2 separate regions of the Homo sapiens genome follow, and region 1 is linked to region 2. Evidence: chromatin loops called from intact Hi-C (ENCODE). Cell type or tissue: Caco-2. All regions are shown on one strand. Links, peaks and the distances in the headings refer to the core of each region. The heading gives the core; the rest is flanking DNA. Region 1 overlaps LINC01832 (long intergenic non-protein coding RNA 1832). Region 2 overlaps LOC107985948 (a long non-coding RNA gene).

Evidence for each region. Peaks named below come from ENCODE experiments on the same cell type or tissue, not always from the same donor. Only the 100,000 strongest peaks of a DNase experiment are listed, where the experiment ranks them.
Region 1: a loop joins it to region 2, with 5 times the contacts of the local background. A loop is called at or near these places in 1 of 110 quality-filtered maps.

Annotation. Positions count from the first base shown.
Region 1 is chr2:138,103,689-138,106,611 of GRCh38, forward strand. It overlaps LINC01832 (long intergenic non-protein coding RNA 1832), which reads left to right. Exons shown (of 3, transcript NR_135526.1): 2 at 447-532; 3 at 1,789-2,217. Among named protein-coding and RNA genes, the nearest start is that of LINC01832, 3.3 kb to the left of the region's middle. In Caco-2, for the core only: no CTCF peak of the experiment used is centred there; no DNase peak of the experiment used is centred there.
Region 2 is chr2:138,034,410-138,037,332 of GRCh38, forward strand. The region is part of intron 1 of LOC107985948 (a long non-coding RNA gene); the gene reads right to left. Among named protein-coding and RNA genes, the nearest start is that of LINC01832, 66 kb to the right of the region's middle. In Caco-2, for the core only: no CTCF peak of the experiment used is centred there; a DNase peak (open chromatin) is centred at 1,572.

The DNA of each region.
Region 1 (2,923 bases), core at 142-2,641, 69 kb after region 2:
CCTCACCTCATCACTTCCCCACTAACATCCTCCCCCAGTCACTAAGTGCCAAGCTAGATCCTACACACAGCCTCCACCAGTGCCTAGTTTTACTTTGAAGCTACCTTCACCCATCTCCTTTTTCCTCAAGGTCTTGAACAGGCAGCTGGTCTTTTCCTATTTCATAGCTCATAATCCTTATTGCGATGCTCACTACACTGCCATCTCCTAGTAAAAGAACATCCTCTCAGCATTCTTCAAGCAACGGTGATGATGCCACTTGAAGGCAATGACATGAAGCCCATCAGATTCCAAAATTTTTAAAAAAGAAAAATCTGGTTTTTAGTTAGTCAGAGGGAAAGCATTGACAATATAGCTGTGCCTTGAGCTACATGCAGCAGGACAGAGACTCCTAGCAGACTTAACTGACCTACAAACACAAATGAAAAACATTTCAAAAATTTCAGAAACACTGGTGGCATGGAGGGAGTGCAAGACCCTGAAGAGAATATGCTGAGGTCCTGAAGTGTGCAGCTGGGGCTTAATGAGCTAGGTAAGGCTTAATGTTCACTTGACCTCACTGGCACTGGGCTACTCATGCCTAGGAATCTTGGGTTTACCACAACTACGTGGCTTCCCTGGGTATAGAATCTAGTTTTCTTCTTGAAAAATATGAGACTACTCATGAGCTCCTGAAACCACTTTAATTTCTACAGTGTCCACAAGAAAAGAATATTGACAAAGGTCTTCTAGGTTTATTTTAATAAGTGAACCAATTCAATAATTAGTCTCTGAGAACCTCTGTGAGCCTGAATCCTGCTTTTGTTTGGCTTCAAAAAAGATAGGTAGATGGCCGGGTGTGGTGGCTCACGCCTGTAATCCCAGCACTTTGGGAGGCCTAGGCAGGCAGATCACGAGGTCAGGAGTTCAAGACCATCCTTGCCAACATAGTGAAACCCCATCTCTACTAAAAATACAAAAATTAGCCTGGTGTGGTGGCGCGTGCCTATAGTCCCAGCTACTTGGGAGGCTGAGGCAGGAGAATCACTGGAACCTGGGAGGCGGAGGTTGCAGTGAGTCAAGATTGCATGCCACTGCACTCCAGCTTGGGTGACAGAGCAAGACTTCATCTCAAAAAAAAAAAAAGAACAGAAAAAAAGATACGTAGATTTCTATATCTGCTTCTGGGCTCAATCTGCTGTATGTTGTTTTACAAAAATATGTGAAGGAAATGTGGCCTCAGAACAATATGTAGATGGAAAAGTAAGAAGAACTTTAATAGACTTTTCAGATGAATGTAGATATTCTTTTTTGATAGTACACCAAAACTCAACAAGTAGTAGTGCCTTAAAAGTTAGTTGTGGGTGGAATCTGAAACCATATCAATAAGCTTTTCTTACTCTGTTATATTACAATCCATTAGCCCATTTTGTACTTTGAATGTATCTTTTAACTAAGCATGATTCTGCAACATCATGGTGTCTTGGAAAATATTGGTTCACTGAATTATGCAGGTTTTTTGAATACTGACACATTTCATTTTACAGTATCAAAAAAATCAAATTTATTATCAAAACCACCAATTTCATTAGAGGACACTCTAAATATTATGAAGCTAGTAAGCTCATGGTGATGGAAACAAGTTTTCCAAAATTCAAATTTTCCCTTGAAAGTTTGGATTTTACTGCTGGCAATAAACACCATCAGTCATTTTCCTAGAAATGAAAGACTCATGTTGTTCATTTTCATGGCAAATCCTAAATGCTTAACTCTGAATTCCTATAGTTTGTCTCTCTTTTGTACTTTCAGATAAAACTGACATTCCATAAAAGAAATGAGTAGTTCAGCCTGAAACTCAAATAATTGCACAAGTATTTTTCTTCAAGATAATCATCATACTTTGTTACAGAGCAGAAATACAGCTCTTCCTGCTTCCTTCTCATCTTATCACCCAGAATATTTGTCATAGTTAATTATATGTGTCTACTTGAAGGGTGTTTTTGGATGACTCCACTCTCCCTCATCTCTTCTGGAAAATAAAAGGAATCAGAAATTTCTAGAAGCCAAGAACCAAATGAACGAAGTCAAAATTATGCCCTAAGGCAAGCCTTCCCCTCCATGCTTAGAGCTAGCTCAAGGGGTGTGAATGCCTCTACAGATCCAGTTTCTTGGTGCCACAGAAGGGTCAGCATTGACTCTTACCCTGCTCAATTTGCTTCAACCCAGTGGGGCCTTGTTAAAAAAGAGCAAGTATGTCTACAATTCCAGATCTCATTTCATGCATAGTTGGCAGTGCATAAGAAACTTTATCAGATTCCAAAATATATTTTTAAAAAGTCCAAGAGGCTGGGGTCCTTTGTGATTGTTGTGGATCCACATCAGGAAGAGAAACCCTTTAAGGAGAAGAATATGATATTTTCATTTGCATAAAAACAATAAAACTCTTTCAGCAGCAATTTCCCCTATATAAAAAGTGAGAACACAGCACCTTGGTGACACAGACATCTGTTACTTAAACAGATGCCACCTTCTAAACTCACTCAAGCAACCCTCTGCTCAACCAGAGACCCCTAAACCAAAATTCAATGCGTGGATAGAACAATATGTGCAAAGGGTGCTTTCAGTAATGATGGGTTTTACCTCCCAGCATCATTATGAATTTGCTTGACTTTTTTGTGTTGTTACTTTAGCAAAATCTCCTCCATCATTTCTCTCAGTAATGTCTTTTTTCTAACTTAACCTCCACAATCTGCAAAATCAAATGGTTCCTTCTAAGATTCATTGCTGATTAGCACTAGCCCTTCAAAGGCTAAACCATGGCTTTTGTTTGTTTCTTTCTTTTTGCAGATGCACTTTAATGACTTCACAGGACAAGGCTCTAACACTATCTAGGAGAGAAATGAAAGTTAGTTCCTTTTTTTTCTTTTCCAGTAGCACAAAGGGT
Region 2 (2,923 bases), core at 288-2,787:
ACTTACATTTTTTGCCCAGCCCTCTCCTGTTTTTCTCACTCCCCTTCTGAGAGCACTAATTAAATAAATCACTTGACTATCACTAAATCAATTTCAATATCATAAGTTACTTGAGAATTCTTGTCTGAGCCTCTGCTTTTAGGGAACCCAACCTAAAAGAATTAATTTTCAGCAGGTTACTTTTGACATGACTATGAGGTATCCAAGTAATAACATCAAATAGGTAGATTGATATAGGACTCAACCTTAGAGAGATAGAGTATTTGGGCATTAGTAGCATGTGAATAGTATTAACAGCCAGAGGAATGGATGGAATTTCCAAGGAGGTATGTAACTAGATAGGACGGTTTACGGCTGAGCTGTGAGATCTCTGACGTTTAGAGGTAGAAGTTAAGGATTCAGCAAAAGAGAGAGTATGATGTCTTGGAAACTGAAGAAACACTATATCTAGATTTTGAGGTTGTAATAGGGTTCCATCAAATGAAATTATATAAAGTATTAGACTTACTAGTGGTCACTGACTGTCTTCTTTAATATACAATACGCAGAAAATTCAACAAATGTGATATTCTGTTAAAGAATCTTTTAATCATTGATACCTGCAAATTGATACTTTCAGAGTCTTTATAATTCTAGGTAGGGTTATTTTATGTTAACTGCACAATTAACTCATGTCATCAATGAAGGTTTTTTCATTTGAATTAAGTCCCCAGTCCCTATAAAATGAGAATTTTCCTCATTTGCTGAAGTCTTCCAATTACTTTCTAAGTTGAATTAGTAGTGCACTAAACTTTTATTTCCAGAGAAATGAGTTCAAGTAGAGGTCATCCATGCAAATGAGTTGAGTGATCTCAAACTAGCTTATAAGGGTGTCAGAAAGTTCTATCTATATTGGTTTATTTTTAAAGGCAAAGGAAAGATTAAAATATGGATTTGATGTATTTATTTAAAGTGAGATTTGAAAATGACTGTACTTTTGTCTAAATCCCAGCACCCATCCAGCTACTTATCAGGGAGCAAAGTTCATGACAGGCCTGAGAATCCCAAGATCAAGAGGCAACAAACCAAAGGTGTGAGGCGAGTATCAAAGATCCCCTGAGTTAAAGATACTATGGACAGTGGGGCTATAAATTATCAAAGTTTATACCAAGATATAAGGTTCTTATTACAACAAAACCCAAAGCTCTCAATTCTTGTTTAATCTCTGCAATATTTTGAGTTAGTTATTCTTCAGCTTAATAACGGCGCAAATTTTTTTTTTTTAAAGCTAAGCAACTGAAATAAATCATCTTGTGAAAGTTGGCTCATGGTAGTTTCACAATATACTGGTGTGGTGGACTAAATGGTGCTTCTCAAAAAAATATGTCCATGTCTCAATCTCCAGAACTTGTGAATGTGCCCTTATTTGGAAAAAGAATCTTTGAGGATGTCATTAAGTAAAGAATTTCAAGATGATATCAGCCTGGGTTATCTGGGTGTGCCTTAAATCCAACGACCAGTGTCTCTAAAACAGGCAAAACAAGAGAAGACAAACAGAAGAAAGGCACAGGAAGACAAAGACAGAGATTAGAGCTCTGCAGCCACAAGCTGAGGAATATATGGAGTGACCAGAAGCTTGAAGAGCAAGAAGAGGCTCTCCACTAGAGCCTTCGGAGGGAGCACAGGCTTGCCAATGTCTTAATCTCAGACATCTGGCCTCTAGAGCTCTAAGAGAAAAAAAACTTTTGTTACTGTAAGCCACCAAGTGTGTGGTGATTTGTCACAGCAGCTACAGAAAACTAATACAAGTAACAGCATTTAAACTGTACGATAACTATAACACAAATAATAGTAAAACATGGAACACATACTCTGTGAGAGAGGTTACTGAGCACCTACTCACATTCTACCAGCACTATGTGCTCAGAACTAGAGGCTCTTTTTGTCAGCTCAAACTTATGAAACCCTAGGCAAGATTATCCCCATTTTACAGCTCACAAAATGGGGGCTCAAAAAGGTTAAAATGTTTTCCAGAAGGCCACTACAAGTAAGTGAGTCAGTGGGGATTTGTGTCCAAGTCTGTCTAACCTCAAAACTTCTGCTCTTTCTAGTATACCATTCAGCTTCTTCCACCTGGGTCTCATTTATTTTAGGCCATTTTAAAATTACAGTAAACTGTTCTTGTAGATAGAATAGTCTTATACAAATATTGGCTGCTAGACAGAGACTTAGTGTCATTAAAGGCACCGTACTCATCTTTCTTCTTGAAAACATTTTTTTTCTGACATCCTTATTCTCTTTCTAGAGAAAGGTTGCAAGTTAACTATTGCTGAGTCAGACTCGCATCCTTCTTTGCTTAACATCATCAGAAATATTTTTAGAAAACTGAAAACAATTCAAGAGACCGACGAGTCAATCGTAAGTAGTTATCAGAAAAATAGGCAAAAGTTAAATTTGTTGGGTATGAATTCCTAGTATAAACTGTAACACTAAGTTTGTCAAAGTCTGACCTAAACTCTCAGCACATTTTGGGGATGATTGAAAAAGTTTCCCTGTTTATCATTGTCAGAAGATGGTCATTCCTTGCATTAGAAATTGCACCAAAAAATACCCTCGAAATGATAACTTCAAGGAAAATAAGATAGTGGTGTAACTACCCCTCAAAAGCCCTTCCTAAATTGTTAATGCACTCCTGGTTTTCCTCAAATAAAGTGGGCAAATTGCTGAGACTGTGAACATTTGTTATTGTCATAGCAGAAGGTAAACTATTTTCATAAATATGCAAATATCTCCTACTGGGCTTCTATAATACTTCCAGCAACTCTGCTGCCGTGTATGTCTATTTCAAATCTGATGATATTAAAAAGGAGGAGAAAATGCAGAGCATGCAGCTTGGAATTATTTCTGCCCAGGAAAGCTGGCAATTAGAGCTGGGATAGGCAAG